Regions from separate parts of the Homo sapiens genome. Here all the other regions are linked to region 1. A link is a contact called in ENCODE Hi-C or POLR2A ChIA-PET data. All regions are on one chromosome and are shown on one strand. The core of a region is the stretch at or near the end of the contact, and the rest is flanking DNA. Distances in the headings are between cores, read along the strand shown. Region 1 overlaps RETREG1 (reticulophagy regulator 1). Region 2 overlaps RETREG1 (reticulophagy regulator 1). Region 3 overlaps RETREG1 (reticulophagy regulator 1).

Region 1 (4,094 bases), core at 1,006-3,505:
TCCTCCCTGACCAAGACGAGGGTCTGTGTACATCAGCTATGCGATCAAAGAGCTGCTCTGTTCTTGGAACCCTGACCAAGGGCCAGGCCCTGCACCAAGCACATAATAGGTTTCTGTATGTTTAATCCACACTGCGACCTCCCAATTAAATTGAATTTTTCATGTATTAAAAGTGGAGAAATGAGGCTTTGAGGGTAACTTGCCCCAGGCCAGGTACCTGTTTAGAAAGACAACTGGGTTGAAACCGCAGGCGTGAGGCTCAGAGCCGACCCTGAGAACAACTCCTCTCCACTGCCTGGAAATTCCGCGGAGGCTCAGCACAGCTACCAGCTGCAAACATCTGCAGCAGCTAAAAGCCAGGGCACTGGGAGTGTGTGTATGGTGTGTGGATTTGGCCACAATTCCAACAAAGGTGTTAAGTTCTTTAAAGGAAAGGATGCCAGTCTGGCCAACATGGCGAAACCTTGTCTCTACTAAAAATACAAAAATTAGCTGGGTGTGATGGTGCGCCCCTGTAATCCCAGCTACTTGGGAGACTGAGGCACAAGAATCGCTTGAAGCCAGGAGGCAGAAGTTGCAGTAAGCCTAGTTCGTACCACTGCACTCCAGCCTGGGGACAGAGCAAGACTCTGTCCCCACCCAAAACAAAGCAAAGGATGAAGTGAGGTATGGATGTTGGGGTGGCAGGAGAAAGAGGGTCAGCACCATGCAGCATGCAGCATGCAGCATGCAGCACAGCACCATTCTCAGACGCAGTGCTCTTCACCCACAGGCGAACAGTGGCATCCCTGCCTGGGACCAGTCTCACCCTGCATGCAGGGTCCATGGCTTTGGGAGTGAATATCAGGCAAAGAAAGCCCACTTGATACAGGAATTCTCAGCTCTCCAGTATAGTCACAGAATCACAGTTTTAGAGGCGGAAGGAACTTAGGATCAGCTTAGCTCAGTCCCTTCATTTTACTGTGGCCTGCAGAAGAGAAATGATGTCTGCAAGGTCAAACACTGAAGTCAAGCAGGGTTCCCAACCAGACCAAGACTTCCAGAGCTGCAGTGCAGCCCTCAGTCTTGGAAGAGACTCCGAAATCTGACTCCCCACCGGACCCCACCTGCCACAGCTAAATCTGGGAGCAGATGGCGCCTGGCTCCGACTCTGAAGACCAAGCCGGTCGACATCAGGGGGAAAAATGAAGAGCTGGCTTTGGACAAAAGGCGCCCGTGATGTGACTGCTCTAGGCAGCTGCAGGATTAGTCCTTGCTCCTGGCTCCCCTTGGAGTCTTGTTTTTAGTGTGGAAGTAGCTTCAAATTGGGGGCTCTTTGACTTCTCAAACAAAATGAAGATAACAGATAATAATGATGATCGCTAAAGTGAACGGAATGCAGCCCACGTGTCAGAGACTGCATTAAATGCTACACATTCATGATCTCATTTAATCCTCCCCAAAGCTCTGCACGATACTTCTATTACTACACCCATTTTAAAGATGAGCGCAGGAAGGCACAGAGATCCGAACTCAAGTCTGCCTTAACCACGATGTCCCTGCCTCTCAGTGCAACCACAGACCTACCAAGACACCATGTACCTTTCCAGTGGGGTCACAGACATAACCTTAGCATCAAGAAGAACAAATACATTCTTTCATTCTTTTTTTTTTTTTTTAATTGAGACGGAGTCTCGCTCTGTCGCCCAGGCTGGAGTGCAGTGGCACGATCTCGGCTCACTGCAAGCTCCGCCTCCTGGGTTCACGCCATTCTCCTACCTCAGCCTCCCGAGTGGCTGGGACTACAGGCGCCTGCCACAATGCCCGGCTAATTTTTTGTATTTTTAGTAGAAACGGGGTTTCAACATGTTAGCCAGGATGGTCTCGATCTCCTGACCTCATGATCTGCCCACCTGGGCCTCCCAGAGTGCTGGGATAAACACATTCTTATTCAAAATAAAACTGAGGCTAGGCTGTCGGAATCTGTTAGACTCACTCTGCATTCCAAGATTTTTCAGGTGACTGAAGTCATCTCTCCAGACATAAAGCCCAGACATCAGTATAAGGCACCTCTAAGAGCTCTGCCTTGAGACCATTTCCCTGTGAAGGGCCAGAGTGTTCCATTTCCAAATGGGGAGGTACATCCATAAAGGGGGCCACCCGAGGGAGGAAGAAGGGCCTGCCTTTATGGCCTGTTCAGATGAGCCTGGAGGAAATAAACAAGTTATTTTGCTTCTCCACTCATGTGCTCTGACCCGAAGCCAGCAGGGAAAGTCCTTAGAATTCAGTGACTAATCAGATGATGGGCCATGAAACACACCCCTGAATGTCATCAGAGTCCAGGCATTTGCACCGGGAATCCAGAAATAAGCTGTCACCAGAGGGACGTGTGCCCTCTGGAAATAATTTCCAGAACATGTTTCATAATCCCGGGCCCGGTCGGTCGGAGCGAGCCAGGAGACAAGGAAAGGTCAAAATACAGCCGCTGATCCCAACTTGCCCAGCCTCATCTCCTCCTGCTCGGCACTCTCCTCCCGCCCAGCTCCCTGCACAAGCTGTCCCATGCTTGCTCCTGCAACTGAGCCTCCCAGTCCTTTCCAATCAACCACCAGGAAAGCCAACTGTCCCGGTACCGGGGCCCTGATGTGACTTCACTATTGCTAAGGGCAGAACTCACACCTCTGTCAGGAGACGCTGTCATCACTTCCTCGACTTGCCTTGAACGTGTTTTGAGAAACTGTCAAAAATTAATGAGTAGTTTATTCACCAGATGTTTAGATGTCAAATAATGCTGGGACTTAATTCTGCACTTATCAAATATAACTGAATTGAATGACATGTTTTAAAATAACTTTTCTTTTTAAATATTGCCTTGGTGTAGAAAATGGAAATGACATTTTTAAGTGAACAGATAAGAATTCCTCCTGAAGGATGCGCATGTTAAAATAATCCTCTAAAATATAAAGCTTACTATGATTTTATTTATATTCTTGAGTGCTTTCTGGTTAGGACAAAGGGTTTGGCTACTGATAGGAATACAGACACTCAGTGAGTAGATTTATCAAAAGCAGTACTTTTGGAACCCTTTTTGATGGAGATCTAGGAATCCAAAGTGAATTTCTTAATCCAAGCCTGGATCCCCCCGCTAAAAACTACCAATAAAACAGGCTTTTATACAGCAGTTTGTATTTCCTATGGCAATGATCTCTATCCTATTGATGCAGTTGAAGGACTTGTAAATTGCCTAACAGCAAATAAATTATCCTTATTAGCCTTGTTTATTGAGCAGAATCATTGATCAAGTCAATAACTGATAAAGCAATGAGTGGGCTAATGTCACACAGGAATACCCACCTTCGGCAAATACAGGGCAGGGCTAAGTAACGGATTCCTTTCCACCATGAATTCAGTTATTACAGAAAGGATCTTAAAAACTGAGAATCTCAAACTCTCTGATTCTGGAAATTCACACACATACCAGTGAATGATTCACTTCACCACTGTAAGAAAATCAAATCTGGGAAAGATGCAGACTTGGTAATGAGTAATTGGGAATGAACAGATGATTATATAAAAGGGACAGGAAGGAGCAAGAGAACACTGTGTCTATTCCATCCTAACACGGGTGCTGGGCACTCCACATGCATTAGCTCACCCATCCCCAGAAGAACCAAACAGGAAACAACAGGTCTTCCTCACACCAGCCACAGGCCTCCCAAGGACCTGAGCACTGAAGGCAACAAGAAGAGGAGATGCGAGACATGTCATGAAGACATGTTCAGTGGCTGGCTAATTTCTCCCATGCATCTTTTCCACTATGTCTATGTTAACCATGGGGACCGGGGAGTAGAATTGTTGTCTAATGGGTTATTCAGGCCAAGTAGACGGGGAAAAGCATGGATTCAGTCAACTGACAGGTAAACAAGTACTTATTACGCACCAGCACCATCACTATGCTTGAGATTCCAGAAGGAATCCCACCTTGGTCGCTGCACTGCCCCAGACCTTACTCATTTCAGAAGATACAACAAATAATCACACTTTCTGTCATATTTAATTTGTACTATGGTCTGAATGTTTGTGTCCCTCCAAAATTCATATGTTAGAACTGAATA
Region 2 (4,094 bases), core at 530-3,029, 50 kb after region 1:
TCAAAGCCCACCTTAGCTGGGTATTTTCACATCTCCATCGCATGTAATGTTCCTAAACAACATGATGAATTTAGATACATGGAAATTATATATCCATAAATAGATTAGGTTGGAGCAATTTGTCCAAATCATGGAGTCAGAATATAAACTTGGGTCTTCTTGACTCAGAGTCCACCGCTCCATTTAAACATCATTTGTAGAGTTCCCTGGCATCCTGCTTTAATAAACCAATCTCAATGTACCAGACTGTTCCAGAGAGCAGAGTTGAAAAGTAATTGTCATGTGGACGTCTATCTTTCAAATCCTCATTCAGTTGTGGTCACCCACTCATCAGTTCATGTCTACAGTCTGTTCAAGAACCCATTCCAATATACCTGACCCTGTCCAGGGTCCCAAAAAGAAATTCAGATATTCCACAGTTCTGAGATTGATGGCATTGCCACAGCTGTAGAAGATGATTTTGCTTCTCCAACTCCAACCAAGGATGCAAAGAACTAGACTCTGGCCACATGCATCCATGTGGCACCCACTCTTACCTTGGGTGTGCTCAATTGTTCTGCCTGGTTCTCCCGCAGCAAGCCTGATCCTTCTCATTCCCCTCTTTGCCGGAAGCCCTGCCAGAGGTCTGCTTACCCAGCTCCAGCCAATCCCTTTCCAGGTGAATGAATCTTGATCACACCCTAATAACCCACTGTTCAAGATCACAGACACATACAGTGGACTGTTCCTTGCCAAGTTCCTGGGCTCCACAGTAAGATTTCATGTGTCCAGACCCCCCTCCCCACTGCTCCCAGTCTGAGGCCAGAGCGATCACTTCCAGAGCTGGGACTGAGGCTTTTACATCTCTTGGGCCAACTGTATTACTTTGCAAGAACAAAACACTACAGACAGGGTGGCTTAAACTACAGAAGTTTATTTTCTCACAATTTGTGTGAAGGCTGGAAGTCTAAGATCAAGCTGTCTGCAGGTTTGGTTTTTCCTGAGGCCTCTCTTCTTGGCTTGCAGATGGCTGCCTTCTCACTGCATTCTCATAGGGTCTTTCCTCTTTGCATACATATCCCTGGTGTCTGCCTCTCATAAGGACACCAGTCATATTGAATCAGGGCCCACCCATGTGACCTCATGTAACCTTGACTACCTTTAAAGGTCCTATCCCCAAATATAATCACCTTTTCAGGTGTGCTGAGGGTCAGGACTTCAGCATTTGAATTTGGGGGCAGCACGATTCAGCCCATAACACCAAGTGTGTGGACCACTCACCTGCCGGCCCCAAGGTCACTCCTGTGTCAAAGTTAACAAGCCGTGTGCTGTGCCCTGTCAGCCCCACCATGCTGAGGACATATCCACATCCTCCCAAACTCCCTGCCAGAAAGGCAAACATTCACTCATGCTGCTACACTCAGTAAACAAAGTGAGATCAAGGCTGAAATATCTGAACGAGCTGTAAGAAACTATGCAGATTAGAGCCAACAGGTTATTTAAGATCAGAGAGGCCACAGTATCCTGGTATATACCGTGTCCTGGCCTACTTAGGTTAGGACAATAAATTATATGCTCACCCTACTTACTAAGCTCTAAATGAACACAGGACACAGAGAAGCAACCGTCTAATTTGTTTCAAAATCCTCAAATACAAAATCTACTGAGCAGTGAATTAGTAATTTTGTCATCCTCTGGGGGCCACTTATCTGAAGGTCAGGATCAAGTGCCCTTTATCAATAGAGTGAAGCTGCTCTGCCCAGCAAAGCTGACCCGGGTCACTCCGTGCATGCACACAGTACCGCTGGGCTGTGCCAGCAGCCTCCTTACACAGACATTCCTTTAGTATCTAGAGCCCCACATCCAGTAGTTGTGCCTAGAAAACACCACCCCCTTTGCTTATTCAACAACAAAATGTTCAAGAAACCATAGAAAATCCAGACCTGGATGCGGACTGTTGTCCCAGTTTATTTGGATACATTCAAGGGGCAAAACAGTGTTGACACTCTTGGGGATTATAATCCCACTGGGTGCGGCAACCCTGACCACACAGGGAGAAAGATGTTTTCAAAACTTGAGTGTTTTTTTTTTTTTCAAAAAGGAGTTTGTAGTGTATCCAATGCATGTCTTTCTTTTTTGTTTGTTTATTTGTTTGTCTGTTTTCAGACAGAGTCTCTGTCACCCAGCCTGAAGCAGTGGTGCCATCTCGGCTCACTGCAACCTCCACCTCCCGGGTTCAAGTGATTCTCCTGCCTCAGCCTCCTGAGTAGGTGGCATGTGCCACCACACCCAGTTAACTTTTATATTTTTAGTAGAGACGGGGCTTCACCATGTTGGTCAAACTGGTCTCAAACTCCTGACCTCAAGTGATCCGCCTGCCTCGGCCTCCCAAAGTGTTGGGATTACAGGTGTGAGCCACTGCACCCAGGCCCAATGCAAGTCTTCTTTTCTACCTGCCAGCATGGAAGGGGAGAACCATGGCCGTCAATTCCAGTGCATGAGGAATTGCTGCAACTCCCCGCTACTCTGTGGCCAAGCCTGAGACAGTAAAAAGCAGTGACAAATATTTGGGCACCAATACTAAGTATCAGGAAAGTCCACTCTGGCCCTGAAGCCAATGGCCACCTTCCAGTTGAACTTTGATGAGCAGGGCCACCTCAAGGCCAGAGACTGTATTGTGTCATCCCAGGTAGGAAAACACTCCGATTCTCTCCTATGGGTCAAAGTAAAAGAAGAAACAAACAACTAAGAGTGGAAGAGGATGTCCATGCTCATGTCCAAGTGCACAAGCATGAGAGAGAACTGGCAGCTGCCTCATGGACGCCATTCCTCTAAGTTCCCTAGATCCTATTTCCAGAACATTCTAAACTGAGAATGAACCTCAGATGAGAATGAATGTTTTTTGACAGCTTTCAATTCTTCAGGTTCCCCCAACCCCAGCTGCTGATCCTGGGACCTCCAGGATCCCTCAGGAGTATTTGAGGGTCAGGGCAAGACAAGCCCCTCACACTCACAGGTCATGGTGCCCACACCGATGGAGACCACACACCTTGACACACGACAGCAGCGCCTGCGGTAACAAAAAAGCCCAGAGGCTACGCACCTGTACGGCCAGGTTTCCTGGAATTCACAGAACCTGCACCTCGAAGGACAAGCTGCAGGTCAGGCTTCCTTCAAGGTTCTTTTATGTGAAGTAATATTTTAATGTCCTGTTTTACACTTTGATTTTTAAAAGAATCTTCAGCAAATAGCACAAACAAGTAGTAATATAAAACTTAATGAAATATCTTAGAAATGAAAAAATTATGATTCTGAAAAAGAACCCCTAGCCTAAGTGAAACTCGGGGCGTGTGTGCTGCAGAATCCACATGGGCCACGGACTCGAGGCGGGCTGTCTCCCAGGGCCTCGTTGTTATTTTGTGAAGTGATGGCATTACCCAATTTTTACAAATAAGAAAACTAAAGCTAAGAAAGAGTAAGTCATTGGACTGGGTTCACCCAGCTAGAAGCTCACCTCTTCCCAGAAACCCCTACTCCCCGGTGGGTACACACACACAAACACACACAAAAAAACACACAGACATGCAAACACACACATGCAAACACACATGCACACACAAAAAACACACACATGCAAACATACACACACACGCACACACACATGCACAAACACAAAAAAACACACACATGCAAATATACCCACACACGCACATGCAAACACACATGCACACACACACATATTTGCTTGCCTCCATAGCACTTATTTCTATTACACCTCAGTCCAAAAACCAATTGAGAGAACTTAAATATCTATCATAGCACAGAATAAATATAAAAAACTAAGGAATTGGGGCAAAGGGAAAATAAACCGAGGAAAAGGAGATGACTTAGGCTGAAGTTTAGCCCAAAAGAATTCAAGCCATAGTTGAGATGCAGGAAGACAGCCACAAATCTGGTTCTGAGATGACCTCTTTAGGGTTAAGAACTTGATACTTCATCATTAGTGAAACCCTTTTGTAACTCAATAGGAGAAGAATACAAACTAACACAGTGAAACGTTCCATATCTTCTTAATATGGAAAGAATCAATCACTAAAACATAACAAGCCTATAAA
Region 3 (4,094 bases), core at 1,156-3,655, 34 kb before region 1:
TTTAAAGAGACGTTGTTTTTAAAATATATGAATAGTAGTGTACCAGACTTGCCCTCAGGCAAGACTTCATGCCCACATAGTTTCTGCAGGACCCAGATTAGCCCACTGTGGAGAAGCAGCAAGACGCTCTAATGGATTTAGACACAGATTTGCCATAAAGAGAGAAGAGGCTGGGAATAAGGGTAAGCCCACACAATTAGGCTTTTGTCCTGTCAGTCACCAAGGACAGACCCTCCCCATGGCCAACCATAGCAGCTGCAGCCCTCCTTGGGCATGGTAAACCAGAGACACCTTCATCACATTTTACAAACAGCAGCAAAGAATTAGTCACTCTGTGTTTATAAAACAGAAATCAGCTTTCACAGGGGCGTGATTACAGGAAGCTCACTGGGGCACTGAAAAGGTTTAGGAAGCATACCACTTATTAACTGGTGATTCAGATATCTCACGCAAAACAAACTCAACAAACTCTCTTGCATCAAAAAGATTGCATTGTTCTACATGTTCTTAATCAATTTTAAATATTAGCCCAGCTGGGACAAAATAGGATTTCAAAAGTGGTAAACATTTTCCATATCTAAGAGACATTTTCCATGACTATGGTAGAAGAGTAGAAGAAAAATAAATAATTCCATAGACCAAGCGCAGTGGCTCACACCTGTAATCCCAACACTTTGGGAGCCCGAGGCGGGTGGATCACGAGGTCAGGAGTTCAAGACCAGCCTGACCAAGATGGTGAAACCCCATCTCTACTAAAAATACCAAAAAATTAGCTGGGCGTGGTGGCAGGCGCCTGTAATCACAGCTACTCAGGAGGCTGAGGCAGAGAACTGCTTGAACCCGGGAGGCAGAGTTTGCAGTGAGTCAAGATCACTGCACTCCAGCCTGGGCGACAGAGCAAGACTCCATCTCAAAAAAAAAAAAAAAAGAAAGAAAGAAAGAAAAGAAAACTAAATAATTCCTTCCACAAACTTTTATTGAATGTCTATTATACCTTAGGAATATATAAATGAAGGAGCCACAGCACAGTTAGAATTAAATGCTCACTCTTATCTTGGCCCACAATCAATGGTATATTGGGACTGACCTCTGCAGGCTCAGGAGAGCCAATATTTTGATTCTCTTTCCAGCTTCACTTTTTTTTTCATTTTAATTTTTATTTTAAGTCCCAGGGTACATGTGCAGGATGTGCAGGTTTGTTACATAGGTAAAGGTGTGCCATGATGGTCTGCTACACCTATCAACCCATCACCTAGGTATTAAGCCCAGCATGCATTAGTTATTTTTCCTAATGCTCTCCCTCCCCCCAACCCATCCCCAACAGGCCCCAGTATTGTTGTTCCCCTCCGTGTGTCCACGTGTTCTCACTGTTCGGCTCCCACTTGTAAGTGAGAACATGCAGCGTTTGGTTTTCTGTTCCTGCATTAGTTCGCCGAGGATAACGGCTTCCAGCTCCATCCATGTCCCTGCAAAGGACACAGTCTCATTTCTTTTTATGGCTGCATAGCATTCCATGGTGTATATGTACCACATTTTCTTTATCCAGTCTATCGTTGATGGGCATTTGGGTTGATTCCATGTCTTTGCTATTGTGAATAGTTCCAGCTCCACTTTTAGTGACCTCAAGTGGTGATGTGAAATCAACCACAGTGGGAGTATTTACACTACAGGAATCAGCAAATGCTAAAGATCAGGTTTTCTCTACCACATAGAGCAGATTCCATGACATTCACCATCACACCGCTGCCTACCTGGCCCAGTGAAGGACTCCTATGTACCTCTCCCACTTCAGCCACTCTCTCCTTTCTCCTTGGGTGTCAACCCTACTGACCTTTCTGCGCCCACACTGCCCTCCTAAATGCTAAACACACCCGGGGTATCGCCAGCACATAACAGCCATATATGTACGTATCTAACTGCACAGGCTCCTCAGGAGTCAGCCACTTGCCTTCAAATCGCAACTCCCTCACTTCACGGCTGTGTGAACTTTGTTTACTTCAGCTCTCTGTACCTGTTTCAAAACCAAAGGCCACATACGACCTTTTCAAACATACAAAAGTTGACATACGCTGGCTCACAGGAATCCCAACGGCACCCTGGTCAGGCTCCTGTGCCAGGCTTTTCTCCTCCTCACCCGATTTTTTAAAGAAATGGTAGTATCAACAATAGGCTTTGTCAACAATGTAAAATTAAGCCTAAAATCTGGCTAATCTGAATTATTAAAACATCTGGATTGCAGAATATATTTAAGTCAATTTCTTTTAAACTTCCAAGAATAAAATTTAGTGCAATTACGAATGACGTTTCGGCTTTAAAAGTGCTTTGGTGATCTTAAATACAATCACCTTCGTGCATCCGGAACACAAATGTACGGCAGCCCTACCGCTCCGGAGTCCAGCGATCACAAAAGGCCTGTGAGGACGCAAAACTGGTATTACTAAATTCCAGTTGTACGGACTCAGTGGCCTTTGCAGACAAACTTTTCAGTCCTTACTATATGACAAGTCCAGTAGGATGTTTCACAGGGGCCTGGATTAGCAGGTGACATTCTGCTGTTAATCCCCTCCCCCAGCCTGCACGCCAGGTACTCTCCCACACGACCATTTTAAGTTTCATTTCCTCAGCCCCTATTATCTGAAATACTCTTGCTTACTTTTTTTTCACCTTGGGGTCTGTCTCCACACCTGGGCTGTGTGCTCCGTGACAGCAGGGGCCTGACATCACCCTAGCTCCTGGCACCGCAGCTGGCTGACATTGGGAGCGCCATAAAGCCCTACCAAGTGAAGCAATGAACATGTGAACACAATTATCCGGAAGTTATCTGGAAAGCGCTTCCACAAGAAGATGCATGAAGAGCTCCGTCTTGGTGCCTAGGGTCCCTCTCCCTTCAGGACAGCTGGAACAGGGACCGTCCCCCTTTCCACACCCCTCAGCCCAGGCTGCTTGCTGAAGGCGTCAGAGGCCCTCCCAGGCCCCGGCTCCAAGGTGGGGCCAAGGAACCACTGCAGAGCCAGGCCTCTGGCCAGGGTACACGTTTCCTCCTATTTCTTGACCCTGTCTGCTATCCTAGTCGCTGCCCCCATTGTTCTTTCCTTCTTCTCTGGCCCCTGAGGCTCCCTGTTTGGGCTTCTGCCTTCCTCGCCTGCTTCAGAGTGGCATTCAGGCTCACCCTCTCCCCTCGTCTCTTGACCTTGGAAAAGGGCATGGAGTCTCCAGAGGCTCCTACTAATACCACGTATGGCTGACATAAGATAAACCACAAGGAGGGGGGTCTCTCCTGGACCTGCCCCCTCTCAGGCCGTTGGTTCACCAAGTCCATTTGGTGAATATCAAATGGTGCCTCGGGGCCATCAGACCAGGGCACGCATGGCAGTCTGCCCTGGATGCCTGGGCCCTACACCTGGATACACTTATGAAGCTGCGGAGCATTTGGCTTCCACTGATTTTTTTAAAAACAAAACTGAGATTTAGCTCACTGATGGTTCCAGAGCAATCTAGGACACCAAGTGCCAAAATGGAACTGAAGTCACATGAAAAAGCCTCAGTGTGAGACTCAACTAGAACCTGCTGCAATCAAGCTCTAAGAATGTACTTTGTAAGTAGATAAACAACTTCCAACAGTTATTTCTCTTTCAGACAAGGCACCCAAAGACTTGTCCAATGGCATTTCATCTCGAAGGTAGCAAGAGTCAAATTCCTGTTCCATTGCAATCTTTTTGTTTTTTTGTTTTTTTTTTTTTTGAGACAGGGTCTTACTCTGTCACCCAGGTTGGAGTACAGTGGGCTGATCACAGCTCACTGCAATCTCCACCTCCCGGGCTCAGGTGATCCACCTCAGCACCCCTGGCTGGTCTCAAACCCTTGGACCCAAGGGATCCTCCTGCCTTGGCCTTCCAAAGTGCTGGGATTACAGGTGTGAGCCACGGCACCAGGCCAGTTGTAATCTTTTATTTCTAGCCTAGCTCTAAACTTTCTCCCTGTCTGGGATGCCCCTTCTTTCTGCACAGATAGGGAAAAAACAAATGTATGAAGTAAGACAAAGTATACTGCATAGAAAACCACCAATGGGTAAAAGCTTAAAGTTATCAAAATTA

The links. A loop is a pair of places that touch in the nucleus more often than their neighbours do. ChIA-PET counts read pairs that join two places held with the same protein, here RNA polymerase II (POLR2A). Pooled maps may share reads with other maps.
Region 2: a loop to region 1 is called in a pooled map of right lobe of liver, with 3 times the contacts of the local background. The contact joins two enhancer-like sites. A Hi-C loop is called at or near these places in 1 of 168 maps with a recorded cell type or tissue (Caco-2) and 1 of 50 pooled maps. POLR2A ChIA-PET finds 5 or more read pairs at or near these places in 4 of 52 experiments (K562, OCI-LY7, Panc1 and 1 more).
Region 3: a loop to region 1 is called in a map of gastrocnemius medialis, with 2.9 times the contacts of the local background. The contact joins two enhancer-like sites. A Hi-C loop is called at or near these places in 55 of 168 maps with a recorded cell type or tissue (CD4-positive, alpha-beta T cell, CD4-positive, alpha-beta memory T cell, Caco-2 and 32 more), 2 of 37 single-sample maps with no recorded cell type and 21 of 50 pooled maps. POLR2A ChIA-PET finds 5 or more read pairs at or near these places in 5 of 52 experiments (MCF 10A, OCI-LY7, PC-9 and 2 more).

The regions. Positions count from the first base shown.
Region 1 is chr5:16,537,061-16,541,154 of GRCh38, forward strand. The region is part of intron 3 of RETREG1 (reticulophagy regulator 1); the gene reads right to left. Among named protein-coding and RNA genes, the nearest start is that of ZNF622, 73 kb to the left of the region's middle. Within about 2 kb of position 2,256, at least 17 of the 41 ENCODE cell types and tissues checked have a DNase peak (open chromatin) inside an H3K27ac peak, as active enhancers do; they include body of pancreas, gastrocnemius medialis and psoas muscle, where a contact is called at or near this core.
Region 2 is chr5:16,587,257-16,591,350 of GRCh38, forward strand. All of the region lies in intron 1 of RETREG1 (reticulophagy regulator 1), which reads right to left. Among named protein-coding and RNA genes, the nearest start is that of RETREG1-AS1, 27 kb to the right of the region's middle. Within about 2 kb of position 1,780, at least 2 of the 41 ENCODE cell types and tissues checked have a DNase peak (open chromatin) inside an H3K27ac peak, as active enhancers do.
Region 3 is chr5:16,502,751-16,506,844 of GRCh38, forward strand. All of the region lies in intron 3 of RETREG1 (reticulophagy regulator 1), which reads right to left. Among named protein-coding and RNA genes, the nearest start is that of ZNF622, 39 kb to the left of the region's middle. Within about 2 kb of position 2,406, at least 3 of the 41 ENCODE cell types and tissues checked have a DNase peak (open chromatin) inside an H3K27ac peak, as active enhancers do; they include body of pancreas, gastrocnemius medialis and psoas muscle, where a contact is called at or near this core.